Regions from separate parts of the Homo sapiens genome. Here region 2 is linked to region 1. Evidence: read pairs that join two places in POLR2A ChIA-PET (ENCODE). Cell type or tissue: MCF 10A. All regions are shown on one strand. Links, peaks and the distances in the headings refer to the core of each region. The heading gives the core; the rest is flanking DNA. Region 1 has its middle 57 kb from the start of LRRC37A3. Region 2 has its middle 11 kb from the start of GNA13.

Region 1 (15,981 bases), core at 3,669-11,668:
ATTCCACCCAAATGAAAGCATAACATGCAAGTAGTCATTTATTTCAATCACTCCTATTTGAAGGTCCTTATTTTTGGAGAACAGTCAGGCATTTTATTATCCACTCTTTCCATTCCTTAAAGGCTTCCTTCCACGGGTTTCAGTAAATTCCCATTATCCTCACGACTGTGTTCTGGAGTTGCTCCAGGTGTGCCAGAAGATTCATCATCAATCCACCTCACCAGTGCCTGGAAAAGCATTGAAAGATGCGCACTTCAACAAACCACAGCAAAATACCATCAGGCAAGAGAGAAGCATTGGCTTCTAGATCATAGGGTGACATATTACCCCATGAAGACGCTGCATTTGATAATGATGCTGTGAATATGAATAATGCTAATGATATACTGAGTGAAATGGCACGTACCAAATACACACAGAATTACAAATGATGTCAAAAGTACGCACTGAAAAAAGATGAAAAAGAAATACACTCATTCTTATACTTTGTTTCTAGCATGATAGGATATTTTTTCTCAACTTGCTGAATATTCTACAAGGCATTATATTAATTTGACATGTATGTATATACATATATAAGTGTCCACACAGGCATGGGTAGACATATGTATGTGAAAACACATGTGTAGACATTTCTGTGCAGTCACCTGAATGCAGTCATACCCATGAGTAAACACATGAATGTATATTGATGTTTGTGGGCAAGTGTGGGCACACACACACATACTGAGATTAGGTACTTTCCTTCTTCCTTTTTAAAGAAAATCACTTTTTTCCTCCTAATGAACATCATACCTCTGTCCCATATTTGGAAAGATAAATCCTGTCCTCACACTTATAGGGTTTAAAAAATGAACTTTGCCACACATATCAATATTTATTCAGTTTTGCAAAGTCAAGCTCTCTTGCCCTAAATGGAAGAGAAGCAGAAAATTTCTTCCACTATTTCTCATTGAACTGTAAGCATAAATCACTCTAAGGCAAGCTGAAGTTTTTAAGAAGGGCATTTCTTCGCATGTTTTTAAACCACAGCTTCCTGCTTATCTTTACACTAATTTCCTCTGATAAATTATAACTCTAGAGAAGGATATAATAGATACATCAGTTTGCTACTCAGATAACCACTTCCCCCTCTTTACACTATCCATCCCTCAACTTACTTTATATCTTTCTACAATGCTGAAGCCAATAACAGCACACTGCAACTTGTGCAAACAGATAGGGCAAAGGTTTAGAGGGCGCCGGTCAGCTTCTTCCAAGTGGAAGAAGCCCCAGATTTCCCTATCAAAATCCTTTGCTGCTATCCACCATGCCTTGTCTTGTAAAACTTAATGGGCTGGAGGTCAAATACTTGAGAAACTGAAGTTTCAGAGTCTTTTCCCACAAAAGAAGTCTTTTTCTGAAAGTAGCAAGTACTCCAAATCAAGTACTCAAAAAGGAACCACAAAAACTAATCACATGGGTCAGGCATGGTGGCTCATGCCTGCAATCCCAGCACTTTGGGAGGCCAAGGTGGGCGGATCACCTGAGGTCAGGAGTTCAAGACCAGCCTGGCTAACATGGTGAAATCCTGTCTCTACAAAAATACAAAAATTTGCCAGGCATGATGGTAGGCGCCTATAATCCCAGCTACTCAGGAGGTTGAGGCAGGAAAATGGCTTGAACCCGGGAGGCGGAGTTGCAGTGAGCCGAGATCCCGCCATTGCACTCCAGCCTGGCGACAGAGCGAGACTCCATCTCAATAAATAAATAAATAAATAAACAAATAAAATAAAATAAATCACATCAACAATAGGCAGTCATGATTTCACTCTTTAAGGACACGCTAAACAGATCTGTTACACGTGTGCCTGGAGGGGTTGCTGGCCTTCCCTCACGCAGCACTGACTGAGGACAACTGCCCTGATGTCTTGAAGCCCATGCTTTAAACCACGGCTTTAGACAGAATAACCTCGTCCCCTTCCCCACCCCCACCCCCTTTTTAAAGAGCAGCTCAACTCTATTCTGTCACTAGTGTCTGGTGACCAGAATAAATACCCTTGTAACTGACTTCCTGTGTTACATTTAGAGTTATATCAACCATCTCTGCAAGCACAGAGAACACGGTTTGCTACGTAACTCACCCTACAGGGTACTGCTTCACAATTCGACTTGTTTACATGATCACTTTTATTTATGTCTCTCGTTCAGTTTTTATTTTAAAGTAATAAATTTTTAAAGAAAATAACCCATGGTAGGTTTGTTCAATCTAATTTGATTCAAAAACAACTTCCTCACCTCCCTTTACCCAGAAAATGTGGACTGATATTCGAAAATTAGGGAAAATAGCATTCTAGAAGTTAAGAAAACACTAAATCTATTCATGTATCACAAGTAACCCCCTCTGGCCAATCAAGTGTGAGCATATTTCACTACAGTAATACTTTCAGCAAGGACATTTCTTTCTTCCAATAATCCTACAAATAGAAGATTATTTTCTTTCGTAGTCAATGCTTCTCAATTTAAAAATATGAATCTTTGTAAACTTGGAGAAAACAAGACCACTGTGTTAAGATATTGTCACTGTCTAATCCTGCCACTTTCCTATGTAAATCTTTCATGTCATGTAATATTTAAGAAACTTACAAAAAAAAGAATTAAAGTAAAAACAGTTTGGGGAAATGTTTCCTGACCTCCTCAAATACATAAGATAAGTTAGCTAGTAATATCTAGATAAACGAACATATGGTTTGAAAATTATTTTTTTAGCTGGGTGTGGTGACTCACACCTTTTATCAAAGCACTTTGGGAGGCTGAGGTGGGAGGCTCGCTTGAGCCCAGGAATTCAAGATGAGCTTGAGCAACACAGGGAGATCCCATCTCGACAAAAAAAATAAAATAAAATAGCTGGGTGTGGTGGTCCTGTGGTCCCAGCTACTCAGGAGGCTGAGGCGAGGCAGGAGGATCCCTTCAGCCCAGGAGGCTGAGGTTGCAGTGACCCATGATCAGCCTGGGTGATAGAGGGAGACCCTGTATCAAAAGAAAAATGAAAGGTAGATAAAATTAATTTTTAATGTTTCCGTCTCTATCAGGTTAATAATAAGAGAGAAAACTTATGATAAAAAGCTACCTCACACCACCAAAATCAGTAAGAGAGTAGTGACCCACGTCTCCAAGACTGCATGTTGGTAGGGCCATGGGGGGCCACAAGTAAACCTCACATAAATGGAGAATAAAGAATAAACGAGTAAGTGGGAAGAGGCTCTATAGCCCTACAGCCCCCACCTCTAGTAGAAACATTTGTCCCAAAAAGCTTACCACCCCACACAAATCCTAAGGCTAATGTAACATCCAGACAGACCATAAACTCTCAGGATAGTCCCTGTACTTACTCCCCATCCCCAGAACACTAATGAACCACTCCCCTTAGGGGGCCTTTTCCCTTTCAAGTCTGTCTTGGATTATTGGGGATGAAGTTAGAGAAGTAAGAGCAAAAATGAAGGGGAGGGGAGAAGTAGAGAGATGACAAAAAAAGGTTAAAAATATAACCTGTTTCGTGAACCTTTCCCATCCCCAATATTACCATGCAGAGTTCCTAATGAGTCAATGTTTACTATGTATCTCAAATCAAAGATGGAAGTTTTTACTTTTTAAATTAAAAAACAAACAAAAAACAAATGTCGTATGATGAGAAAGAAGCAACACTTAGTCTATGGCTATCCTAACTGTGCAAGATGACTATGAAAAGAATTGAAAAACAATTAGCAAGATTTTCACATCCATTAATGATAGCTCAAACTGTAATTGGCTTAATTCACCTTGCTACTGAATTACTGACGTTTACTAGCTGTTATGCTGAATGCCTATATATGTGCCAGGCCTATATATGCTTTTTTTTTTTTGAGACACGGTCTCAATTTATTGCCCAGGCTGGAGTACAGTGGTGCGATCACGGCTCACTGCAGCCTCAACCTCCTGGGCTCAAGCAATCCTCTCGCCTCAGCCTCCTGCATAGCTAGGACTACAGGTGTGTGCCACCATGCCCAGCTAATTTAGTTTTTTTAATTTTTATTTTTTGTAGACATGTAGTCTCACTATGTTGTCCAGGCTTATCCACACTTTTTATGTACAGGCACTTTTATGTAAATTATCTCCAAATGACTCCATGATGTGGGTATTGTTACCTTTAAGGTCCTGTAGGTAGTGAGTGGCCAACCAGAACCTAGATTATCACAATCTACCAACAGCACACTTCCCATTATGGCATAATGTCTCAACTGAAAATACTATAGTTTTAAATATCAATATGATTCTTGGTTGGAATTTTTTTCCCTCTTTTAACATCTTCAAATATTCTCAAGTTGAAGAAGCTTCTAACAACAATGCCAAAAACGGAATACCATCTGTCAAAGAGGCCTGTCCAAAGACAAAATTCCACAAGTCTCTTGGGTAAAGATCAATCATTGTTATTCCCACAACACAGAAGGCATCTTCAGGTTTCTTCTTTTTCAAGAACTTCAGGATGTCCCCTATTTAAGAAGAAATACATAAATGTATGAGTGTATATTATATACATATGCTTCCTTTACTCAGTTCAAATTGCAAAGTTGTGTAATTCACCTGCATGAATTTGTAGGTTTTGTGTGTTCTCATTGACTCTAAAGGAACACCTTGTTGTAGAAACAGGAACTGGTTCTAGCAGTTTTACTCTCAAGCGATAGAAATATGCTTTACAGTAGCCCGTGAGCCATTTAATATATTCTTCACTGATAATTCTGGTGCTTCATAGAGATCCTATAATATGGAAGAACATTTAAAAACAGACTTTAAGACGATTATTCAGTGTTTACCCAGTCTATGAGTAAGAGGATTCAAATTAGAAACAAAACCAACTCTAAATTTTCAATACACCTTTAACATTCATCGGTGTTGATATGAATTAAAAAAAAATGTTCTAGGTCTGTTTGGCTACAAAACTTGTACCATTGCAATGAATATCAAAAATGATCCTAAAATGGCCCATCTGAATCAGACCAATAGCCCGGACTATTCCTGACAACAGAACCATTGCAAAACCGAACCAAAACTAGCACATTACCAGTATTTACCAATGGACCGTATATAAATACTGCGTTTGTCTGGAGAGGGTATCTTTCTGTAAGGATGACTGAAGAACTGTTCAAAGTCTTGGGGGGCCTCAGGGTGGGAGGTGATCCAATCTGATGGAGAATGCAAGGTCCAAAGAGATCACTGGCTGGCTGGAATGCTTCATTCATTAAACGCTGTTCCCCAGCATCTACTTTCTCATACTGTGACACAAGCACTGGATTCTTTGAGATGACAGCTATTTTTAGTGTCTGTTCGGAATACCGTACTATTTGCATCTAACAAAAAAATACAAGCAGTCAAATATAAAAATACATATCCATATTGGGGACTTTACCTATTCTCCATATACAGCTCTGATTTCTCCCTAGAGTGAAATGACTGACTGCTAATGCTTTAGAGTGGTCACACTTAGAGTGGTTTCCTCATGTCCAATCAATTTCTTGGGGACCTAAGAAATTACAAAGACAATCATGAAATCCATTCCTCCATCTCATATGGAACCTGCTCCCATTACAAAAACTAGTGGTGGCCAGGCGTGGTGGCTCATGCCTGTAATTTCAGCACTTTGGGATAGGAGGACTGCTTGAGGCCAGGAGTTTGAGAACAGCTTGGGCAACATGGTGAGACCCTGTCTCTACAAAAAACTTAAAAATTCCCTGGGCATAGTGGTGCACACCTGTGGTCCTAGCTACCAGGGAGGCTGAGGTTGCAGTGAGCCATGATCGTGCCACTGCACTCCAGCCTGGGCAAGAGTCCAAAACAAACAAAAAAATCTCATGGTGACCATAGGAGCAGGACCTCACACCCAATTTCCTTCTTTTGGGGAATAATATTGGCCTGGCATGGTGGCTCATGCTTATAATCCCAGCACTTTGGGAAGCCAAGGCAGAAGGATTACTTGAGCCTAGGAGTTTGAGATCAGCCTGGGCATCATGGCAAAACCCCATATCTACAAAAAAATTAGCCGGGCATGGTGGTGTGCACTTGTAGTCCCAGCTACTTGGGAGGCTAAGGTGGGAGGATCATCTGAGCCCAGGAGGTCGAGGCTGCAGTGGGCTGTGATCGTGCCACTGCACTCCAGCCTGGGCAACAGAGACTTTGTCTCAAAAAATCATATTATGAATTAACTCATTAGTGCCACATGAAAAATACTCCTCGTTTCTAGTGTGACTCAAAGATCTTCAACATCAAATAAAAACAAAACTAATGTAAGCCCTATCATTTCTGCAATTTAACTGCAGGCTGAGAAGCTACGGCTTAGTCACATCACATTAGGGAAGACATCAGATGACTAATCAAAAGCCAGACTCACAATGACAGGTTTCTTCCATTCACATCGTGTTCCTATGTAGAGTTTTCATCCTTCCTCTTGAAAAGGGTCAGATGTTCCACCACGAGACTTTTTGAATTACACAAGGAAAAACCTGAACATCTCTGTCTGGATCATCTCTGTCATATTTTCTAATTATCTAGATTTTGCCAGTTTAATGATAGACAACTGATGGGAAAACTTAAGCTAATGTCTGTTCTGATTGAACCTCTGAATTCTGGGGTTGAAGAGGCTGGCTGAAATTCCAGATCAAATGTCTCTGTACTCAAAGCTCTGATAAGAGCATAAGCTCATCCTCACTCCTACACAACTGGGCTGAAATCTGACTTCTACAGGACAAAATATAAAACCAGATGTACCTTCCAGTGGTCTACCTACCTTGATTAGGAAGGAAGGCTCCCATGGAAGCTTTTATCTCACAAGGACAGACATGTCTGGGCCTGGCCAGAAGGAAGTTGTGGAGTGTGCCTTCATCTTTATATTAACGAAGGCAGTGAGAAAAGTCAGGAGGCCTCCCCTTGCCTCCCAAGCCTAATCTAGGGAAGCTGCGGGAGAAGATGGGCAGGGGGCGCACAATATGGTCACTGTGGTGGGCTGGAGGCCTGGGACGCTGTGGTCCCAAAACCAGAACATCTCGGGCCAACCGGGAGAAGTTGGCCACCCTAGCTGGTTGCCTACAGCAACTCGCACTGTGGGCTCTGGTCCGTGCAGGCACAACCCAGGCTCCGGCTGGGGGTGGAGTAGGGCTTCCCCGGGGACTCTCGCTTCGCCTCTTCTTCCCCCAGGAGCCTCTGGAAAGGCCTCCCTGGCTCCCCAGAGGCACTCCGCCCCCGCAGTCCCCGCGGCTTCCGCCACGTCCGTCCCTCCTACATCCTCATCCCTCTCCACCGACCGCGACTGGCGCCCGCCTCTACGACCCGGCTGCCCCGCCCAGCTCTGACAGCACCTGCGAACCGCCCTGACCCAACAGGCCTCGACACCACTCACCCGCGACATCCCTCACGCGCGTGCGCACCGCGTCTCTTCGCACTACGCCACGCCCACTGGCGCCACGCCCCTTCGCGCCGCGCGACGCGCCGCTCCATCGCACACGCTCTCTGGGCCCCGCCCCACTCACGACCCGCCCGCGCCACGCCCCTGAGCGCGCCAGAGCTGGAGTTCGGCGGCCGCGGCTCGCCTTTTCCTGAGTAGAGGGTCACGAGGGGACTACAAGCCCCAGCCGTCCGCCCCCGCAGTCGCCAGTTCCCCGTCTGCCCTCGCCGGGGCTCCGCGGCCTGGTTCTCCAGAGCCACAGACGCGCCCGCGTCACCAGGGTCGCCCGTGTGGGAACGTGCTCGGCAGGCCGCGGGTTTGAGAGGCGTCCCGGCGTGACGAATGCAACCAGCGTAGCCCCCAAATGAGTCGGCGGCCGCCGCAGGTTGTCGTACAGCCGCGGCGCTCCCTGGGGCAGTCACCCAAAGGACTTTCCCTTCTTTATTTGTTGGGGGCGGCGGGGACTGGAACCCAGACGCGCAAGTGTGGGGCGTGTCCTCGTGGCGTCCCTGGCGCTCCGAGGCCGAGACCCGGATGCCAGGAGAGGCAGTGAGGTCGGAAAGGCACCGCGGGGCCAGCATTAGGGCTGAGCTAGTTCTGTGGCCTCGGGTGGGACGTTCAATCTCTCTGGGCCTCGCCATTCTCTTTCTTTTTATTGCTTTTTGTTTGTTTGTTTAAGACGGAGTCTCTCTGTCGCCCAGGCTAGAGTGCAGTGGCCCAATCTCGGCTCACTGCAACGTTTGCCTCCTGGGTTCAAGCGATTCTCCTGCCTCACCCTACCCAGTAGCTGGGACTACAGGTGCCCACTATCACGTCCGGCTAATTTTTGTATTTTTAATAGAGACGGGGTTTCACCATTTTGGCCAGGCTGGTCTCGAACTCCTGACCTCAGGTGATCCGCCCGCCTTTCCCTCCCAAAGTGCTGGAATTACAGGCGTGAGCCACCGCGTCCGGCCTCAGTTCTTTTGAAGTCATTTTACCATCCTCTGGATTTTCCTCATCCTAATTCTCCTTCCCAGTCTCCAGGAAAGACAGGCACATTTTCTTGATGACTTCAGCACTTGTAACCCCTTGTTGGCTCTCCTTAGAGGACATTAACTCTGTGTGTTTGAACCTTTCAACTTCGAGGATCTCCTCAGCCCATCCTTATTTGTTCACCCTTCTGGATCATGAAATCTCCAAATTTGTCTTTTGAACCCAGTGCCCATATCCACCCTCACCTGAACCCATTCTTGAATAAAATGCATTCCTACCATGACTGTTCTCAAAGTTTGAAGTTGAGCATACCGATGCGCCACTCCTGCTTCAATGCTTGAGAAGTCGTAGGCTTTCTTCTATGTGCCTTTTGACTGGGCGCCTATCTCCCGACAGCCTGAGGTGGTGTAGCATAGGGGCGAAGGTGGTCTGTGCTTGAATCCCAAAACCCTCACTAGCGTGGGACCTGTGCCAGTTACTTGACCTCTTTTTCATTTCTTCACTAGTTTGTAAAACGGACACAATTACAGCACATCTTTTATTGTTATTATTTGACACGAAGTCTCACTCTGTCACCCATGCTGGAGTGCAGTGGCGTGATCTTGGCTCACTGCAACCTCTGCCTCCTGGGTTCAAGCGATTCTCGTGCCTCAGTCTCCCGAGTAGCTGGGATTACAGGCACGCACCACCACGCCCGGCTAATTTTTGTATTTTTAGTAGAGACGGGGTTTCACCATGCTGGCCAGGCTGGTCTCAAACTCCTGACCTCAGGTGATCCATCTATCTCGGCCTCCGAAAGTGCAGGGATTACAGGCATGAGCCACCGCGCCCCGCCTACAGCACATCTTAGCAGAATTTTAGGGATCAAATGAGTTCCTTTGGATACTGTGCCTGTTTTTGACTGAACGGCTGTCTTCTGACATCCTGAGTGGCTTCTTTAGCTTAGTTGTCACCTCTTCTATAGCCTCATCCTGCCTCATGACAAAACTTCTCTTCTGCCTGTTCATTGCCTTGTGTGTACGTAATAATACTGCAGTTGTCCTTGTCACAATGATTGGAACCTATTTCTTACATGTCACCCTTACTCAACTGCGAGATGCTTGAGGGTAAAGACTCTCATACGGGGTGTCTGAAGCATAAAAGGTATTCACTAGATTTTCAGTCAGTTTTTTTTTTTTTTTTTTTTTTTTTTGTTGTTGTTGTTGTTGTTTTGAGACGGAATCTCACTCTGTCGCCCAGGCTGGAGTGCAGTTGCGTATCTGAGCTCACTGCAAGCTCCGCCTCCTGGGTTCAGGCCATTTTTCTGCCTCAGCCTCCCGAGTAGCTGGGACTACCAGTGCCCGCCTCCACGCCCAGCTAATTTTTTTTTTTTTGTATTTTTAGTAGAGGCGGGGTTTCACCGTGTTAGCCAGGATGGTCTCGATCTCCTGACAGTTTTTTGGTATTCATTAAAAAGAACTTCATTTTGCATTTAAACTGTTTAAATTTCTGAATCGTGAACTTTGTACTTGCTCAAAAATTTTAGGATAGCATGTTTCTGCATGGTCTAATATTTATTTTTTTAAAAAAACTTACCAGGCGTGGTGTCTCATGCCTATGATCCCAGCACTTTGGGAAGCTAAGACAGGAGGATCACTTGAGCCTAGGAGTTCCAGACCAGCCTGGTCAACATAGGGGGAGACCCCATCTCTAGAAAAAAAGCCAGGTGTAGTGACACATGCCTGTAGTCTCAGCTACTTGGGAGGCTGAAGTGGGAGGATGGATTGAGCCTGGGAGGTCGAGGCTGCAGTGAACCATGATTCACAGCACTTTAGCCTGGGCAACAGAGTGAGACCCTGTTCAAAAAAGTAAATAAATAAACACCTTAGTGCTTCAGGGGGGTTAGTTTTTTTTTTTTTTTTTCATTAGAAGGAAAAGACACTTTCTCTTACTAAGGTATTTTTGCCTGTTAACTAATATGCAGTTGCAAAATGAACCATAGGCTGTTTGCATTTCAAAGAACACTACAAGTTCTGATATTTAGAAATGAGTGTATATGCCAGTGGCCCAAGGTTGGAAAAGAAAGTTGGTAACAACATTAGAAGGTGGCAGAAATCAGGAAAGAAATGTAACATATACGGCAGATGAAGGGTTTAAAAATAGCTTTTACATATCAACACGGAAAAACACCATGACATAAAAATGAGCAAAAAATATGAACCATATAATCCGAATGGTTCATTAACATCCATGTGTTCAACTTTATTGAACACATGAATGAACTCAAAGGAAAACCACTCTAATAATGTTTTCTTACCTGCTAATTTGGCCAAAGTGTTTATTTTGAAATAATTTCAAGCTAACAGAAAAGTGGCAAAAATAGTATAAAGAATCCCTGCATTCTCTTCACCCAGATTCCCCAGTACTTAACATTTTACCTCATTTCTTTATCATTCTCTTTCTTTCTGTGTCTTTATCTCTGTCTCTCTCTATATGTAAATGTACATTGTTTCCCTGAACTGTTTGAGAGTAAATTGCAGGCCGGGGGCGGGTGCAGTGGCTCACGCCTGTAATCCCAGCACTCTGGGAAGCTGAGGTGGGTTGATCACTTGAGGTCAGGAGTTTGAGACCAGCCAGGCCAAAATGGTGAAACCCAATCTCTACTAAAAATACAAAAATTAGCAGGGTGTGGCGTTACATGCCTGTAATCCCAACTACTTGGGAGGCTGAGGCAGGAGAATCGCTTGAACCCAGGAGGCGGAGGTTGCAGTGAGCTGAGATCACGTTATTGCACTCCAGCCTGGGCAACAGAGCAAGACTGTCTCCAAAAAAAAGTAAGTTGCAGACATGATGCCCTGGACTCCTAAATACCTCATAGTATATTCCCAAAAATCAAGCACATTTTCGTAAGTAGCCACAGTACAACTAAAACATGAGTCCATACTGACATTTCCAATTCCAGTCCAGCCTGACACCACAGAGTTCATTCATTCTAGCCTTCCATTTTTCCATATGTATGATGTCCTTCATCAGTAGAGAGAAACCTGGCTCCTGTTATTCACAATTTATTTATTTATTTGCTCTGTACTAGAATATGTACTAAAAATAATTTCAGAATTCCTAATCCATAGCACTGCAGGAAAACAATTCTACCAATTAGTATGTATTTAAGGTTCTTTATAGCCAGAGGATATATATTAAAATAACTGTGTTCAAGTTACCTACCTAGGTTAGTTCCCCCTCCCAATTCTGCCCTTCAGTGTAGTATTGTTATTAACATGAAATATAGTTAGGTTCATTTATTTTTGTTTGCATTCCATTTTATGAATTTCCCCCCAACCTTGATCTTTTTTTGATTGTGTGATACATTAACATGGTTACTAAAAAGTTGTATTTGATGATAATGTCCAATGATGGTAGACTGTCCTGGCGGAGTGTATAAACAGGTCGAATCTTTCTGGTGAACAACCTGACATGGAGTATTAATAGCTTTTAAAATGTTCATACCTATTGACCCAATAAGAGATCTCACAGACTTATGGTTAAGGATAGTCAACAAAATATTATTTATAATTATGAAAATTAGAAACAATCAAAATATCCAGCTATTGGAGACTGGAAAAGCATAAATTATTAATCATAGACCATAAATTACATGTACATTCATATGTTAGAATACTAAGCATCTATTTAAAATCATTTCTCAGCTGGGCACAGTGGCTCATGCCTGTAATCCCAGCACTTTGGGAGGCCAAAACAGGCTGATCACCTGAGGTCAGGAGTTCAAGACCAGCCTGGCTAACATGGCGAAACCCGGTCTCTACTAAAAATACAACAATTAGCCAGGTGTGGTGGCACATGCTTGTAGTTCCAGCTACTCAGGCGGCTGAAGCAGGAGAATCGCTTGAACCTGGCAGAAAGAGGTTGCAGTGAGCCATGGTCACACCACTGCACTCCGGCCTGAGCGACAGAGCGAGACTATCTCAAGAAAAAAAAAAATCATTTCTCAAAGACAGTAGTGACCTAGAGAAATGCTAAGGGGAAATAAAGTGTGACACAGAAATGTTTACACGTTGTAATTTTTTTTTTTTTTTTTTTGGGACGGGGCCTTACTCTGTCACCCAGGCTGGAGTACAGTAGTGTGATTACAGCTCACTGCAGCCTGGACGTCTCAGGATCAGGTGATTCTCCCACCTCAGCCTCCCAAGTAGCTGGGATTATAGGTATGCACCATTACACTTGGCTAATGTTTTGTGTTTTTTGTAGAGAAGGGGTTTCACCATGTTGCCTAGGCTTGTTTTGGTTTTGAACTTCTGGGCTCAAGCCATCTGCATGCCTCCACCTTCCAAAGTGCTGGGATTACAGGCATGAGCCATCTTGCCTGGCCTATATGTTGTAATCTTATTTTTGTTTTAAAAAGATGTGCTTGGCCGGGCATGGTGGCTCATGACTGTAACTCCAGAACTTTGGGAAGCTGAGGCAGGCAGATCATCTGAGGTCAGGGGTTCCAGACCTGCCTGGCCAACAAGGCGAAACCCCATCTCTACTAAAAAATACAAAAATTAGCTGGGCATGGTAGCACACGCCTGAAATCCCAGCTACTCGGGAGGCTGAGCCATGAGAATCACTTGAACCAGGGTGGCGGAGGTTGCAGTGAGCCAAGATCGTGCCACTGTACTCACTCTGTGTCCAAAAAAAAAAAAAAAAGAAAGTGCTGATAAGTAATAATCTATGAATAATGAGATATTTGGTGGTTTTGATTTCTCTCTCTCCTGCTTTACTTGTTAATTTGCCTTTTCCAAACTTTCTACAATAAGTATTATTACTTTTACAGTCAGAAAGCAATTTAACAAGTCAGTAGTGTATTAATATTTAGGCATTCCTAAATATACAAATGACCCTTGGGCATAACAGCTTCTCCATGTTTTCTAGGTGGTTCTCTGCCTCTGTCTTTCTGCCTAGGCTTTCAGCTGCTCCTCAATCTATTTTTCTATGGTCTCTGAATTTTACTTACACCAACATACCACTAACTAGAGATTCATTTAGATTAACAACCAAGCCATCCTTTGTCTTCCTAATTTGTTGACTTTATTTTAAAATTACTTTATGGACCGGGTGCAGTGGCTCACGCCTGTAATCTCAGCACTTTGGGAAGCCAAGGCAAGCGGATCACTTAGGTCAGGAGTTCGAGACCAGCCTGGCCAATGTGGCAAAACCCCGTCTCTGCTAAAAAAAAAAAAAAAAAAAAACCACACAGAAGATTAGCCAAGTGTGCCAAGTGTGGTGGCACACACCTGTAGTCCCAGCTACTTGGGAGGCTGAGGCAGGAGAATCGCTTGAACCTGGGAGGCAGAGGTTGCAGTGACCTGAGATCACACCACTGCATTTCAGCTTGGATAATAGAGCAACACTTGGTCTCAAAAAATAAATAAATAATAAAATTACTATATATATGAAAATATTCCAAATATACATTTTTAAAAGCTAAGAAGTACTAAAAGCATTGTAATGAAAAGTAATAGTCCCCACCCCATAGGCCAACTTCCTAGAGGCTACTGTTCTCAACTCCTTGGCTGTTTTTTCTGGTATTTATCTCCATGTTTCTCAACAATGTGTGTATAGTGAGATTTCTTGATCTTTTGATTTTAGGTAGCATCTGTTAATTTATTGCCATGAGAGATGAGGACTTAACTCTCATACATCATACTTTCTACCTCTCATTCCTCTGGTGATTATATCACACATTTTGGTTGAATCTGGTGGTCAGTGTTTACATTATGATGATTATGCAAACATTGTGTACTACAGAGCCAAGTAGTGTACTATGACCATGCTTTCTTTCTTGTAGAACCTCTTTATTTTTGCCTAGAGTTAATCATCACTTGATTTCTATTATTTATTTTCTTTTAAAAAACTATATAACATGCATGTGCCTTATTTTTTATGATTCTCTGATTCTTTACTTTGTTTTTTAATGCTTCTCTACATGGCCCGTTTACACTAGTTACATTTTTTTTCTGGGTACCCTCATCTCCACATTCCTATCTATACTGGTCATCCATGGGCCTACTGCATAGCTGTTCCTAGGACTGCAACTACACTTTGCTCTGTTGGATCCCCTGTTTCTTAAATTACTAAATTCTGTCTTCCTCTTTCCTGGCCTACTCCTTTGGTTTCAGTAGCACATCCCCAGAACCTTCTGGAATAAAGGTACATAGAGATAAATATTTTGAGAACTTTGACATCTGAAAATGTTTTTATCCTGCCCTCATACTTGATTGAGAATTTATTGAGTTGGTGTGGAATTCTAGATTGCAAATCATTTCCCCTCAGAATTATAAACAGTTTGCTCCAGTTTCTTCTGACTTCCAATGTTGCTACTGAGATGTTCAATGCCATTTTGATTCCTAGTTCTTTGTATGTTATCTGTTATTTTTAGGAAGATTATAGGGTCTCCTTTTTATCCTTAGCGTTCTGAAGGGTTATAAAGATGTGCCTTAGCCTGAACCTTTCTTCTCATTCATTTTGTGGCTCACTTAGCAGGCCCTTTGATACTGAGACTCTTATCCTTTCATTCTGAGAAATTTTCTGGTATTATTTTTTTGATAATTTCCTTCCCTCCATTCTTGCTGGATGTTGGACTTTCAGAATAGATCCTCAAATTTTCTTATCTCTCACATTTTTTCCATCTTTTTGTACTACATTCTGAAGTTTTTATCAATTATTTTTTTTCTTTTTCTTTTCTTTTCTTTTTTTTTTGAGACAGAGTTTCGCTCTGTTGCCCAGGCTGGAGTGCAGTGGTGCGATCTCAACTCACTGCAACCTCCACCTCTTGGTTTCAACCAGTTCTCTGCCTCAGCCTCCCTAGTAGCTGGGATTACAGACACCCACCACCACACCCAGCTAATTTTTTTTTTTTTTGTATTTTTAGTAGAGATGGGGTTTCATCATCTTGGCCAGGCTGATCTTGAACTCCTGACCTCGTGATCCACCCATCTCGGCCTCCCAAAGTGCTGGGATTATAGGTGTGAGCCACTGTGCCCAGACTTTATAAATTATCTTCTATCTTTTCTTTTGAATACTTACTTTAAACTATTCTGCTTTTCAATAGCCAAAATCCCTTTCTTGTTATGATTATTTTATTTTGCACCCTGCGATGGTTTGAATGTCTGTGTCCCCCCAAATTTCTATGTTGAGACCTAACCCCCAACGTGATAGTATTTGTAGATGGGAACCTTTGGGAGGTGATCAGGCCATGAGAATGGAACCCTTATGAATAGTATTAGTGCCTTTATAAAAGAGACCCAAGGGAGTCAGCTCACCCCTTCCTCCACGTGAGGCCACTGCAAGAAGACACTATCTCTGAACCAGAAAGCAGGCCCTCCCCAGACACCAAATCAGCACCTTGATCTTGGATTCCAGTCCCTAGAACCATGAGAAATAAATTTCTTTGTTTATAAACCACCCAGTGTATCATATTTTGTTACGGCATCCTGAAAGTCTAAAATACATCCTATTTCATGGATAAAATGCCTTTTCTTATTTCTCTATAGATAGTAACTATACTACTTTTGAAG
Region 2 (15,195 bases), core at 1-8,000, 88 kb after region 1:
GGGTGGAAGGCAGGAGGAGGGAGAGGATTAAAAAAAAAATACCTGGTCGGGTGCAGTGGTTCACACCTGTAATCCCAGCACTTTTCGGAGGCCGAGGCGGGCGGATCACCTGAGGTCAGGAGTTTGAGACCAGCCTGGCCAATATGATGAAACCCCATCTCTACTAAAAATACCAAAAATTAGGCGGGCATGGTGGCACGCGCCTGTAATCCCAGCTCCTCAGGAGGCTGAGACAGGAGAATTGTTTGAACCTGGGAGGCGGAGGTTGCAGTGAGCCGAGATCACGCCATTGCACTCTAGCCTGGGCAGCAAGAGCGAAACTCCGTCTCAAAAACCAAAACAAAACGAAACAAAACAAAAAACATATCGCATACTATACTTATTACCTGAGTGACTAAATAATCTGTACACCAAACTCGAGATGAGCAGTTTACCTGTATAACAAACCTGCATATGTACTCCTAAACCTAAAATAAAAGTTAAAAAAACCCACAACAACAAAAAAGGAATAGCCAAAAGGTGTCCAAATGTCCATCGATGAACGAATGGATAAACCAAATGTCGCATATCTATACATTGCAATTATTCAGCCATAAAAAGGAATGAGGTGCTGACACATGCTGCAACATGAATGAACTTTGAAAATACTAGGCAAAGTGAAACAAAAGGCCCCATATTATAAGGTTCCACTTATGTGAAATGTCCAGAATAGGCAAATCCATAAAACAGAAAGCAGATGGGGTGAGGGAAGTTGTGGGGAGACTGCTTAACGGTACAGAGTTTCGTTTTGGGATGACGAAAATGTTTTTGGAAATAGATAGTGATGATGGTTGGAGAACATTGTGACTGTACTAAATGCCACTGAATTCTACACTGTAAAGTGGTCACATGATTAATTTTATGTTATGTGAATTTTGCCACAATAAAAAAATGAATTGGGGAAAAAAATCTATATTATATATTTGTAATATATATAATATAAATATATATTTTTTATTTTATTTTATTTTTAAATTATTATTATTTTTTTCCAAGACAGAGTCTTGCTCTGTCATCTAGAGCTAGCATGCAGTGGCGTGATCTCGGCTCACTGCAACCTCTGCCTCCCGGGTTTAAGCAATTCTCCTGCCTCAGCCTCTGGAGTAGCTGGGAACACAGGAGCTGCCACCATGCCCTGCTAGTTTTTGTATTTTTAGTCCGCCTCCCAGGTTCAAGCAATTCTGCCTCAGCCTCCCGAGTAGCTGGGATTACAGGCGCCGCCACCATGGCAGGCTAATTTTTGTTTTTTAGTAGAAACAGGGTTTGACCATGTTGGCCAGGCTGGTCTCAAACTCCTGACCTGGTGATCCGCCCACCTTGGCTTCCCAAAGTGCTGGGATTACAGGCGTGAACCACCGTGCCCAGCCAGAAAAATATTTTCTTTAAAAAGTCATTGGCATCATTTAAGGTTGAAGTGCTCACAGTGTGCAACATTCAAAGAATGCAAATGCCATTGTGTTTATTTCAAAATAATACTAACAATTGAAATTCTTTGCAACAGAAGGAAATCTAGCCATTGCTTCAGGTTATACATTGCAATCGTATTAATGATATTTTCATTTTCAGATACATTGTTTTATAACTGAAAAAAATCCAAACTTTTTAAGGGAGTATAAAGTCTACTAGTTAGAATTGAATCTGCTGGATGCTCTATTTCCAACAGACCCAGACGTTAACTCACTGGAAGCGTCTGTATTGTTGCCAGCCAGTTAATCCATATGCAAATAGATTCAGATGCCCTGTGGAGCTGTGATAAAATAATTGCAGCTGTTGATTAGTTGCAATGTTCGTTTCTTTCTGGAAACTCAGTTCAGTGTCCGTCTTGCAAGATAAATAATTAAAGGTGTGATTAAAAACGAAATACATTTCCAAATAGCTTTTCTCCTCTTGTCACCTTAGAAAGAAACAAGCTCTTTCCAACAATACTGCCAGTCTTGAAATCTATTTCTAACTCTTCTGGAAAGATAGGCTTCTTATAGTTACAGTTTATTTTCAATGAAAAAAAAAGGTCTTACTTAGCTTATTTGCCAATCTTTGTGCCAAATAACTTTGGGCTGTTTACAAAAATCAGAATCATCCACAAAGGACAAAAAATGTGTCACCCTCAGACATGTTCAGAAGAATGTGCCAAAGGCTCTAGGAACAGTTCCAAAAGAGGTGTCAAAAATTTTTTTTGATGGGAAATATAATTTAAATAAGTGTTTCCCCTGCCAAGGTGACTACTTACTACTCAGGATGAGACAACGCCCATTTAGATGTTTATTTAAAAATCTGTCACATTACTTGATGGTTAAACCTTGTGTTAATCCAGCCTTCTTATTACGAAACTCTCTTTTGTCTCACCATCAGTACAAAATAGGTGGATTCTAACCCTTCCTTACAGATAAAACAGGCGTAGACTTTTCTTACCTTCCATAGGGAAAGGAAGGGAATTCCCAAGCCCTCCCAAAATACAAATCCCTTGCATTTGTGTCATGTTTTAAATGCCTCAAAGCACTTTGACCTACTTTATCTCATTCTCTGCTCACAGTAGCCCGACTAGGAACACCCAACATTAACCTCGCTCCCATTTAGCAAATGACTCTCTGAAAGCCTCATTCACTGTGGCCAGTTGCAGAGCTGGAACTGGAAGCTGCTTAGTCCAGTGCTTTTTTTTTTTTTTTTTTGGTAGGAGATAAGATCTCGCTCTGTTGCCCAGGCTGCAGTGCACTGGCGCTATCATAGCTCACTGCAGCCTCGATTCTCCCACCTCAGCCTCCTGAGTAGCTAGGACTACAGGTGTGCCCTACCAGGCCTGGCAAATTTTTTAATTTTTAGTATGTTGCCCTGGTTGATTTTGAACTCCTGGGCTCACGTGATCCTCCTGCCTTGGCCTCCCACAGTGCTGGGATTATAGACATGAATGACTGCACCCTGCCCCAGTGTTCTTGACTTTTTCTGTTGTTGTTGTTGTTTAAGAGACAGGCTCTCACTATGTTGTTCAGGCTGGTCTTGAACTCCTGGCCACAAGCTATCCTCCCACCACAGCCTCCCAAAGTGCTGAGATTACAGGCATGAGCCACTATGCCTGGCCCCCCTTGCTCTTTTTGATGTACAAAAATTGCCGTAGTGCCCAGAATGCCCAAGTGTATGAATTTCAAACCTGAGACAAGTAGCTAACTGGACTTAACCTCCAGGCACCATAGAGTTCAGTACTTTATTATTTTTCCAGCCCCTTTCAGGCTGACTGCCATCTTGAAGTTCCCCAGCTCAGACAGATCCTGGTAAGATGTTCTGTACTTTGAACTCAGGCTCTGGTTTGTAAAATATTCCAGGTGGCTGATGGAGAAATAAGAAAAGAGGAGCCAAGCTTGTTTGTTTGTTTATTTGTATGATGCACAAGCCCCACACATTTTTCACTTACCGTAGGAAGATTTAAAAAGAAACCCTTTTGTGTGTGTGTGTGTGTGTGTGTGTGTGTGTGTGTGTGTAATGAAATTTGATGTTGCCTTTACCAGAATAAGCCTCTCATGTGGAAAATTTTGTATGAAACTAGACATGTGGAATCAAATTGGTGGTGGTTTTGTTTGTTGTTGTTAATAACCGAAAACATGACTTTAATTATTGGTTGTATTTTTTCTCAGCCTCCAAAAAAGACCTATGGGCTGCTGTTGACCAGCTGAGACCTCAGCTCCTCCAAAGTCAGAAGCTGGTACTGTCTTAAAGGGACACTGGCACTCCTAAAATCCTTCCACCTTGCTTACTGCGTCAGATAGGTTTAAGGGCAATCTGTATGTAACACTCATCACAAGGCTTTGCCTGTAAATCTGAGATTCGGAAAAACTCAAAACATCGTGCTCACCCCTTCTCCTTTATTTTTACTTACAGCTTTTAAAGCAGAAGGATACATTTTTAGTATTTTATTGCCTGTCAATGCTCTGCGCCTTGCCAGAAACGGATAACGATAATTTTAAATTATTTATGTGTTTATTTTTATGAGACAGTTTCACTCTGTCACCCAGGCTAGAGTGCAATGGTATGATCACAGCTTACTGCAGCCTCCAACTTCTAGGCTCAAGGGGCCTACCTCAGCCTCCCAAGTAGCTGGGACTACAGACCACCACACCCGACTAATTATTTTTTGTAGAGACAGGTTCTCACTTTGTTGTCCAGGCTGGTCTTGAGCTCCTGGCCTCAAGTGAGCCTACCACCTCGGTCTCAAAAAGTGCTATGACTACAGAGGAGAGTCACTGTGCCTGGCCTAAGGATGCTTGAATGTAAATTCTGTTTCTCCAGTGAAGTTCAAGTTGGCAGTCTCAATTCATTCCTCCATGTAAAGATCTTCTGCTCACAACCCGGCAGCAGACAGCAGTTTTCTTTCCCTCGGAACACTGGATTAGCAAGCTTGGACCTGCCCCTTCCAGCAGCCACACTCCTGGCTAGCTTGCTCTGTCTACAGGTAGCATCACATGTCATGGCCTGTAGACCCGGCCTTTACCTCAGTGCAAAATGCCAGGGCATGTCCTCTGGTTGAGTTTATCATCGAGCAGTAAGGGCTCAGAGGGTGCTGAGAAATGGTCCATGCAGCCTTTGTCAGACCATAACACGTGGGCTCCCAGTGCAAATAATATCATAAGTTTTCTTTAAACTCCTGTGTCAGCTGCTACAGAAAAGAAAGGCCTGCTCACGATAGGATTCAGGGAAAGGCAGCAACTGCTGAGTCAGAATGACAGAATTAAAGGGCTTAGCAGATGAGGCACTGTAGCTGAGGTCCCTCATTTACTTTGTTTATTTAGAAACAGGGTCTTGCTCTGTCGCCAGACTGGAATGTAGTGGTGAGATCACTGCTCACTGCAGCCTTACCTGCTAGGCTCAAACAATCCTCTTTCCTCAGCCTCCCAAGTAGCTGTGACCACAGGCACATGCCACCATGCCCTGCTAATTTTTAAATTTTTTGTAGGGATCGGAGGGCGTCTCACTATGTTACCCAGGCTGGTCTCAAACTCCTGGGCTCAAGCGATCCGCCCACCTCAGTCTCCCAAAGTGCTGGGATTACAGGCATGAGCCAATGCACCTGGCCCTCATTTGCTTTAGTTATTAGCTTTCTCCTGGTTGTGGAAAGGTTATGCCAGGCCCAAAGAGGAGAAGAGGAGAAAATAAAAACAAAGGAAGGTGCTGGGTGTGTGGCAAGCAATTGTGTATTTGTGATTGTTTCCCCTTTCTTTGCTCATTAACAGAACTATAATAGGAAAAGCTCCCTTAAGATAGTGAGATACTGGGTGTGGTGGCTCACACCTGTAATTCCAGCATTTTGGGAGGCCAAGGTGGGAGGATTACTTGAACCCGGGAGTTTGAGACCAGCCTGGGCAACATGGCGAGATCCCATCTCTATATCAAATGTATACATATACGTACATATATACATACATATATATATTTTTAAAGATAGCGAGGGAATCGACTTTTCTGTGGAAACCAGTATGGATCATATCAGATTTTTTTTTTTTTTTTTTGAGATGGAGTCTTGCTCTGTCACCCAGGCTGCAGTGCAATGGTGCACTGCAACCTCTGCCTCCCAAGTTCAAGCGATTCTCCTGCCTCAGCTTCCTGAGTAGCTGAGATTATAGGTGTGCGCCACCACGCCTGGCTAATTTTTATATTTTTAGTAGAGATGGAGTTTCACCATGTTGGTCAGACTGGTCTCAAACTCCTGACCTCGTGATCTGCCCGCCTCGGTCTCCCAAAGTGCTGGGATTACAGGCTTGAGCCACTGCACCTGGCCCATATCAGATTGTTTGCTATTCATTTGGTTTTCCAGAGAAGGATGTAGTACAGTGGGGAGAACCCCAGGGAGAACTCAGTTAATAGAACAGAGCCTTGCCTTTCTTATCTGTAAACTGGGAGTTACACACACAGATTTATTGTAGGATTAAATTACAGAACCCCCAGGCTCAGTGTTTGTCCATAAATGGGAGGTTCCGTTTTAGGTTTTTTGAGGAAGGAACAACAAAACTTCTTTAAAAGCCCTTTGAAGGTTTAGCAACGTTGTCACTGTCAGAATGCTCTCTCTGTATCTTTCCAAAGCCCTTCCTTTTATGATTTAAACATGGTTGCTCTCTGTCTCATGCGCAGGCTCACTCACAGCCACAGGTGTGTCCCCAAACAGGATCTGTTTCTGGTGGAAAGGGCCTGATGCAGCAATAAGAAAAAAAAAAATGCCTATTTGGGGTTATATCCAGAATCTTAACTCTGAAGAGAGGAAGGATTTACTAATTCCCACAAGCCTAAGCAATCACTTCTTCAGCCAGAGAGCAGAGGTTAGAGTAGGGATGCTGGCACAGTACAGTAAGAGCAAGAGCTTTTATCTGAGGGGGTGGGGGGCTTGTGCAAAAGGGGGAAGAAAAAGGAGTGGGTTTTGTATTCTTTTTTGTTTTTGGAGACAGAGTCTCACTCTGTTGCCCAGCCTGGAGTGTAGTGGTACTATCTCGGCTCACTGCAACCTCTGCCTCCTGGGTTCAAGCAATTCTCCTGCCTCAGCCTCCTTAGTTGCTGGGATCACAGATGTGCGCCACCATGGCCGGCTAATTTTTTTGTATTTTTAGTAGAGATGGGGTTTCACCACGTTAGCCAGGCTGGTCTCGAACTTCTGACCTCAAATGATCTGCCCACCTCAGCCTCCTGAAGTGCTGGAATTACAGGTGTGAGCCACTGCACCCGGCCTGGGCTTTGTATTCTAATCTGGAAACTGGACATCATAATTTCAGAGGGTTTTGTAGGGGTTATATAAAAGAGCAGGCTATCCATGTTACCATGTTTTCTTCTATCAAAGTGCTTATTGTCCAGTTGATGGACTGGTATCTATGCCATCAAGGTCATGGGCAATGGGGGGTGCCTCATGGGCATGAATGTGGATGAGTCAGCCCGCACGCCCATGCTCTGTGCACTCCTTCACCCCCAGCAGCTGCCACTGGACAGCCCTCAGGCTTAGGATGGGTACATCAGTGGTGCAGTCCTCCCTCAGCACAGCCCTACACCCAGACCTTGGCCCACTTGAATGAATAGCCTTGTAGTCCCCGGTACCTAGGGTTTGGTCTGAGGGGAAGTACAGGCTCTGGTAAGTCCCTTGGCATTGCTCCATGTGTAGGGGTAGCACCAGGCGAGGACCAGAGCAGGATCCTCTAAAGCACAGGCGGGCAGGGGCCTCTGTTGCCTGGAGCTAAGAGTGGTACTGGCTGGGAAGACATAATGCAATAGCATCTAAATTGCCCCTGTTTGTCAAGGGCTGAACTAGACCTCCAAGTTCCAAGACTCTCGAAATGGATCCCAATAGGGACACTGAATGCTCGGCTGAAACACTGCATTGGATTCATGCAGTAGCCAGAGCTTGGCAGGGGACTGTCTGTGCCCTTCCCGTGGGAGCCTGCTGAGGCTCCTGTTGTCACTCTCCTTCTCAAGACTACCCGGGGCAAGAACCCAAAGGGCACTTTATAGAACAGCAGATACAAAATGCATTTTGGACTATCCCTCAGTTATTCTGTTACCCTGGATTTCTGCTAAGGGAAGAAAGTTACCCTCAAGGAATTAAACACACTTCAAGAGGAGGTGAGAGTTCTACCCTGAGGTAGGGTGTGAAGCCCTTAAGGCTTTTCCTCCTCCATGATTTATGAGCTTAGTGTAGGCATTCAGAAGAGTGGAAGGTGCAAGGTGCTCAGATTTATAAAGATTAATACCTACAGGCCGGGCATGGGCGCGGTGGTTCATGCCTGTAATCCCAGCACTTTGGGAGGCCGAGGAGGGTGGATCATCTGAGGTCAGGAGTTCAAGACCAGCTTGGTCAACATGGGTGAAACCCGTCTCTACTAAAAATACAAAAATTAGCCGGGTGTGGTGGTGCATGCTTGCAGTCCCAGCTACTCCGGAGGCTGAGGCAGGAGAATCGCTTGAACCTGGGTGGGGAGGTTGCAGAGAGCAGCCTGGGGGACAGAGCAAGGCTCCGTCTCAAAAAAAAAAAAAAAAGAAAAGAAGAAAAAGAAAAAGAAAAAATTAACACCTACTTCCTTAGATGGTTTTCTAAGGATCACAGATCCACAGAGACTGTGGGCTAATTTGTTACAACAATTAAGGAATTGGGAAAAGGGATGCTATTTAATTCCTCTTGGGACAAACACTCTTCACCCAATAGACTCACCAAGGAGAGCAAAATGAGTTCTGATGGAAAATCTAAACAAACTACATACTTAACAATTTTATGTCTTGTTTCCTGAAAGATTTGACCCTCAATGGTCCTATTCTTAATTACTTAATCATTGACATAAATGAGGGAACAAATAATAGTAGTGATCACTTTATCAATAGGCAGAAACGATGAAGTATTTCTACAATGCCTTTGCCTCCATCCCTCAACCTAGTCTTCTCTTAACATAACAGCATTTTCCCTTTCCTTTCCTTTCCTTTCCTTTCCTTTCCTTTCCTTTCCTTTCCTTTCCTTCCTCCTTCCCTCCCTCCCTTCCTCTCTCTCTCTTCTCTCTCTCTCTCTCTCCTTCCTTCCTTCCTTCCTTCCTTCCTTCTTTCTGCAGTGGCACGATCTTGGGCTCACTGCAACCTCCACCTCCCAGGTTCAAGTGATTCTTGTGCCTCAGCCTCAGGGATTACAGGCACCCACCATCACGCCTGGCTAATTTTTGTATTTTTAGTAGAGACGGGGTTTCACCATGTTGGCCAGGCTGGTCAGAATAACAGCATTTTCTTCGGATTTTTTTTTTTTTGACAAATTACTGTCTTGGTTAATTTTATGTCCATCCCAACAGTGCCAGCTGTTTTTCGAGTTTTACCAGCAGTGGTAGAAAACACACAAAGTTCTCCTTGTTTTTGGTTTCCAGTTCATCTTGCCCCCTCTCCCATCCTTTCCTTCCTCCCCCTCCCTCCCAGCCCTTCCATCCCTAGTCTCCTTTCCCAGGCTGCTCAAGATACCTTGCCTCTGAGGTTCTACAGCATCCTCGCTTCTTTCCATCACAGCACTTGTCACCCTAGATTGTAATTGTCCCCTTCCTTGCCTACCACACCAGAATATGGGTTCTTTGAAGAAAGGGACACAGCTAACTTATTCTGTATCTTCAGCACCTAGCATGGCATATAATAAAGGCCCAATAGTGTTTTTTAAAATTTTTTACTTTTTTAGAGACTGCATCTCGTTCTGTCACCCAGGCTGGAGTGCAGCAGCACGATCACAGTTCACTGCAGCCTTGAACTCCTGGGCTCAAGTGATCCTTGTGCCTCAGCCTCATCACAGCTCACTGCAGCCTCGAACTCCTGGGCTCAAGTGATCCTCCTGCCTCAGCCTCCCAAGTAGCTGGAATTACAGTTGTGCACCACCATGCCTGGCTAAGTTTTAAATTTTTTGTAGAGATGAGGTCTTGCTGTGTTGCCTAAGCTCGAGTGCAGTGGTATGATCACAGCCAGCTAATTTAATTTTTTTTTTGTTTTTTTTTTTTTGAGACGGAGTATTGCTCTGTTGCCCAGGCTGGAGTGTAGTGGCATGATCTGCAAGCTCTGCCTCCCGGGTTCATGCCATTCTCCTGCCTCAACCTCCGGAGTAGCTGGGACTACAGGCACCCGCCACCAGGCCCGGCTAATTTTTTTTGTATTTTTAGTAGAGACAGGGTTTCACCATGTTAGCCAGGATGGCCTCGATCTACTGAACTTGTGATCCACCCGCCTCAGCCTTCCAAAGTGCTGGGATTACAGGTGTGAGCCACCGTGCCTGGCTAAAAAAAATTTTTTTAGAGATGGGGTCTTGCTGTGTTGCCCAGGCTCATCTTGAACTCCTGGCCTCAAGCGATTTACCTACCTCAGCCTTCCGAAGCACTGGGATTACAGAAGTGAGCCACCACACCTGGGCAAGATGCAATAATTGAGCATAATTTAAGTGAGTATGCACCATCTCCAGGCAACCACCCTTCTTCCTGCATTTCTGAGGGTTGGGAGCTGGATTTGCTGTCCACCAGAATGATAGGGAACTATGCAATGGCTAGAAAAGAGACTTTTGGCTCATCTCTACTGGTTAGAACCAGAGTCCTGGGTCTTACTGCATACTATGCTACCTAGAAATGGGTAAATAGGCCAGGTGCGGTGGCTCACGCCTGTAATCCCAGCACTTTGGGAGGCCAAGGAGGGCAGATCACGAGATCAAGAGATCAAGACCATCCTGGCCAACATGGGGAAACCCTGTCTCTACTAAAAATACAAAAATTAGCTGGCTGTGGTGGCGCACGCCTGTAGTCCCAGCTACTCGGGAGGCTGAAGCAGGAGAATTGCTTGAACCCAGGAGGGGGAGGTTGCACATAATACCACATTGTGGGCTATTAAGTGGATCTAATTAAGGATGTATCTATGTTGGGGTGGGGATGGAAGATTGGGGCACAACAGCATACAACAGACATCAGTCTAGTAGCCTCCTCACAGATGGGCGAGTAGGACAGTCACGTTTCCCTGTGTAGGCCAGGGTAAATTAGAACTTCAGCCATCAATATCAACAACAGATACTTCATGGATTCCCACTCCCATTAGATGTGAGCTGGGGTCAGAAAGAAGTCGGCTGGCATTTTCAAATCCCAGCTCTGGCACCTCGTGCATCTATCGGTTCCTGGTCATGACCCACCTAAGTTCTTTGAGCATCAATTACCTTATCTGAAAAATGGAGCTAATTATGCCCACACGTCAGGGTTGCTGAAAGGGTTAAGTATGATAACATAAGCACCTAGCAAAGTGCCTGGCCCATAACAGGAGTCCAGAAATAGTAGCCTTTGCTGCTAGGTATTGGAGATAAAAAATGGTAACAATGAAGTCATTATATACATACAAAGATTTTAAAAACCAACACAAAGTTGCATATACTGAGTTTTAAAGAAGGTGTGCTGATCATTGCTTCAGGAATGCAGAGACCAGAGCACTGTTAACAAAAATACAATGCAAGCCACCTAGATAATTTTAAATATTCTGGTAGCCACATTAGAAAGGTTAAAAGTTCATGTAAAGTTTCTTAAAACTTAAAATTGTATAAATAAAAATGTTAAAAGAAAGTGAAATTGATTTTGATAATATTTTATCAAGTCCAATATCTCTAAGGTATTATTTCAACATGTAATCAATATAAAGATCATTTAAGAGATATGAGACTAAGTCTTCAAAATCCAGTGTGTCTGGGCCAGGCGAGGTGGCTCATGCCTGTAATTCCAGCACTTTGGGAGGCTGAGGCAGGCAGATCACCTGAGATCAGGAGTTTGAGAGCAGCCTGGCCAACATGGTGAAACCCCATCTCTACTAAAAATACAGAAATTGTTCGGGTGTCACCACACCCGTTCCTGTGGTCCCAGCTACTCAGGAGGCAGACCCAGAAGAATCATTTGAACCTGGGAAGCGGAGGTTGCAGTGAGCCAAGGTTGCACCACTGCACTCCAGCCTAGGTGATGGAGTGAGACTTCATTTCAAAAAATAAAAATAAAAATAAAAAAAACAACAACCAGTGTGTCTGGAGGAAGAATTGTTTCTGAGAAAACCAAAGAGAAAGAAAAGAAAAGAAGAAAGAAAGAAAGAAAGAAAGAATCCAGTGCATGTGTTTTATATTTGCAGCAATCTCAGTTCAGATGTGAAATTTTCGTCAGAGATACTTCATCTGTATTTAAATTTCATAAAATTTGCAGTAGAAAAAGTAGATTCACAAAACCAAGCTGCTCCAAATGTAGTCATACAATTTCTAGTCAGAGTTAAGTATCAGTCTTAAAATTAATTAAAATTAAATAAAAATTCCAATTAGTGACACTAGCCACATTTCAAGTGTTCAGTAGTTACCTGGAGCTAGCAGTTATTTCCTGGGCTAGTCCATGGGAAGTGGGCAGGAGCCTTGAATGATTGGATATGAGGAAAGGAGTAGGGAAAGGCAGATGGAATAGCCTGAGAGCCGGCATGCAGCTGGCGTGAGCCTGGGACAGTGTGGAAGCCAGTTTGATTAGGACCAACAAGCTGAGGCTGATGAGTCAGGGTAGAGTCAAATTGGGAAGGGTTTGGACTTCAGGTTATGAGGTTAGCATTTTGTTCTGTTGTTAAACAGTAACCCCTGGAATATTTCTTTTCTTTTCTTTTTTTTTTTTTTGAGATAGAGATCTATCACCCAGGCTGGAGGGCAGTGGTGCCATCTTGGCTTACTGCAACCTCTGCCTCCTGGGTTCAAGCGATTCTCCTGCCTCAGCTTCCCGAGTCGCTGGGATACAGGCGCGCACCACCACGCCTGGATAATTTTTATATTTTTAGTAGAGACAGGGTTTCCCCATGTTGGCCAGGCTGGTCTCAAACTCCTGACCTCAAGTGATCTGCCTGCCTCGGCTTCCCAAAGTGCTGGGATTACAGGCATAAGCCACTGTGCCCAGCCAACAGGAATATTTCTGAGCAAGGGGCAGGCAATGTGAGCACTGTTTTAGGTTAACTGTCTGGCACCAGTGCCCGTGAGGGGATGGAGAAAACAGACACCATCCAGTGAGATCAGGTTGGAGATGGCTGCAGTGATTCAGGTATGGGGTTAAAGCACCTAGCTAGCATGTGAGCCAATAGAACCATTCAGAGGCTTTACAAAGCCATACTCCAAAGGACTTAGAAACCAGCCAGGCTATTTAGAGATAGCTCTTTAGAGGAAAGAGGCAGAGAGGGCAGGAAGCTTGGGGCCTACGTGCCTGGGAGACTGGGTGGACACTGAAAAGTTCAAGGAACCAGGGTGATTCTGTTGGTTAGGACATGACTCCCTAAGACAGATAACTGAACCCAGACCCTGGAATCTGTATTTTTTAATTGATTTTTAAAACGTAAATGTAAAATGTGTAACACCCACCCCACCCTCTGAATCACAGTGACCCTGGACTTTGCCCTGAGTCTCTGAGATTGTTCAGAGACACTCCTTTGTTCTAGGGAACTCTTTGAGGTGCTGGGTCCAAACGGGATTCGAATTAAAGGCGCTTCAAACTCAGAAGTGAGAGAAAAAGGAAGGCTAGGCAGCAACCCCTGGGCTCTCTGGCTTGCTGTTTCTTACCCCGACATCTTCCCTGGGAAATGCATTACTTCTAATGTGAATTTAGGTTTTGCTGTGCCTTATGGAGGAGGCTCCGCTGGGGAAATTGCTCCTCCTCTTCCCCTCAGCTTCCCTAATCTTCCACTCCCCTGAGTCTCTGCAAAGTCCAGTCACCACACGCAGACAGACCAGGTCAAAAGCAAGCCTCTTGGGACTCAGACAGGCTGCGGGCACTCAGCGACTGACCCATGGACTGCGCTTTCTGTTATGTAAAACAAGCCCAACGCTGCATTGTTCAGACATATGAGGAGTGCCCACCCTGGGTTGGGTACTGGGCTAGATGCTGGGAGTAAGAGTTTATGGGGTGATCACAGTCAACCTGGGCGAGGCAAATGTGTCACCCAGCTCCTACAGTGCTAAGTCCTCTGTGCCATGATGGGGGCAGGGACAGCTGCCCAGGACTCTGACAGTAAGAACTAGCCTGGAGCTTGGCATGAGTTTCAAAAGAAGAGGAAGAGGCTGGGCACGGTGGCTCATGCCTGTAATCCCAGCACTTTGGGAGGCCAAGGAGGGTGGATCACCTGAGGTCAGGAGTTGGAGACCAACCAACTCCTGGCCAACATGGCAAAACCCCATCTCTACTAAAAATACAAAAATTAGCTGGGCATGGTGGCTTGCGCCTGTAGTCCAGCTACTTGGGAGGCCGAGGATCCCTGGAACCTGGGAGGCAGCCAAGATCGGGCCATTGCATTCCAGCCTAGGCAACAGAGGGGAAGGAGGGCGTTCTGGGCTGGGGAACCATATGGGGTAAAGACACAGATGTGGAATAATAATGCAACCATAATAGGATGATGATGGCGCTTGTTGTCTGCTGAGCTCTTGTTGCATGCTGGGCACTGTTCAAGGGGTTCTCATCTATTAGCCTTCTCATTGCTCAGAGGGAAAAACTGAAGCTCTGAGCAGTAAAATGCACTTGTCCAAGGTCATACTCAAGGAATGGTGCACATTCAAACCCATAAAAGCCTGACTCATGTCCACTTCTTTTTTTTTTTTTTTTTTTTTGAGACAGAGTTTCGCTCTGTCACCCAGGCTGGAGTGCAGTGGCGCGATCTCAGCTCACTGCAAGCTCTGCCTCCCGGGTTAACACCATTCTCCTGCCTCAGCCTCCCGAGTAGCTGGGACTACAGGTGCCTACCACCACGCCCGGCTAATTTTTTGTATTTTTGGTAGACACGGGGTTTCACTGTGTTAGCCAGGATGGTCTTGATCTCCTGACCTCGTGATCTGCCCGCCTTGGCCTCCCAAAGTGCTGGGATTACAGGCGTGAGCCACCGTGCCTGGCCTCATGTCTACTTCTTTAAGCAGCGCAGATCTGCAAACCACTGAGCAGCCTATTGGGAGTACTGGGGAACCCCACACTGGTCTACAAAAACTAGGTTTTATTATGGTTTTGATGAGTGGACCAAAGTCATGAAGCAGGGGTGTCATGAGGTACTTCCTATTTCTCATTGGAATAAACTGGAAGAATTGAACAGGTAATTCTGTGCAGGACGTGAAAGGGATACTTAAGCTATTGTCATGGCTCTGCTCAGCCTGCAATATGGAGCCAGCAGTGTGCAGGCAGCCCCCGCCCCTCTCCCCCAGCCCCCAGCATGTCCCAGCAGCTTAGAGCCCCCTGGCTGGGTGGGTCTGGGCAGGCGCTTCCTCCCGGAGCTGGCTGGGCACCGCTCCCAGACCCAGGCTTTTCTAGGTCAGGCAGTTCTATCTTCAGGCTGGCCCGAGGATACGGTTTGTGTAAACTGCAGACATTGCTGGCGTGCTGTGTAAACACAGACTATCTCCCACTGCAGCTTTTCCTTTGGGGAGGCTCCCCCTCCAGTTGGGATACTGGATTCCAACTTCTTATCAACTTGTGTTTCCTATTCTGATATAAGGAAGCTATTAAAGTCCCTTTCCTGGTATTGCCTTGACCCCATCAGGACTTAACTTGTGTGGAAGCAGATGTCCTTTAGAGAAGTTTTTCACACACCCCCGCCCCCCCCATCCATTACCCAGCCTCAAATTCTCCACTTTAAACAAACCTGCAGGAATTTGTTTTCAAAGCCTTAGGCCCCGAACATTTA

The links. Peaks named below come from ENCODE experiments on the same cell type or tissue, not always from the same donor. Only the 100,000 strongest peaks of a DNase experiment are listed, where the experiment ranks them.
Region 2: POLR2A ChIA-PET joins it to region 1 with 29 read pairs; 27 of 35 experiments call an interaction of 5 or more read pairs at or near these places.

What each region holds. Positions count from the first base shown.
Region 1 is chr17:64,968,155-64,984,135 of GRCh38, forward strand. It overlaps the pseudogene AMZ2P1. Among named protein-coding and RNA genes, the nearest start is that of LRRC37A3, 57 kb to the left of the region's middle. RefSeq lists silencers at 6,257-6,551, 7,101-7,300, 7,671-7,740 and an enhancer at 7,481-8,351. In MCF 10A, for the core only: no CTCF peak of the experiment used is centred there; DNase peaks (open chromatin) are centred at 7,457 and 7,927.
Region 2 is chr17:65,060,070-65,075,264 of GRCh38, forward strand. No RefSeq gene overlaps it. Among named protein-coding and RNA genes, the nearest start is that of GNA13, 11 kb to the left of the region's middle. RefSeq lists an enhancer at 3,696-4,662. In MCF 10A, for the core only: no CTCF peak of the experiment used is centred there; DNase peaks (open chromatin) are centred at 2,312 and 4,492.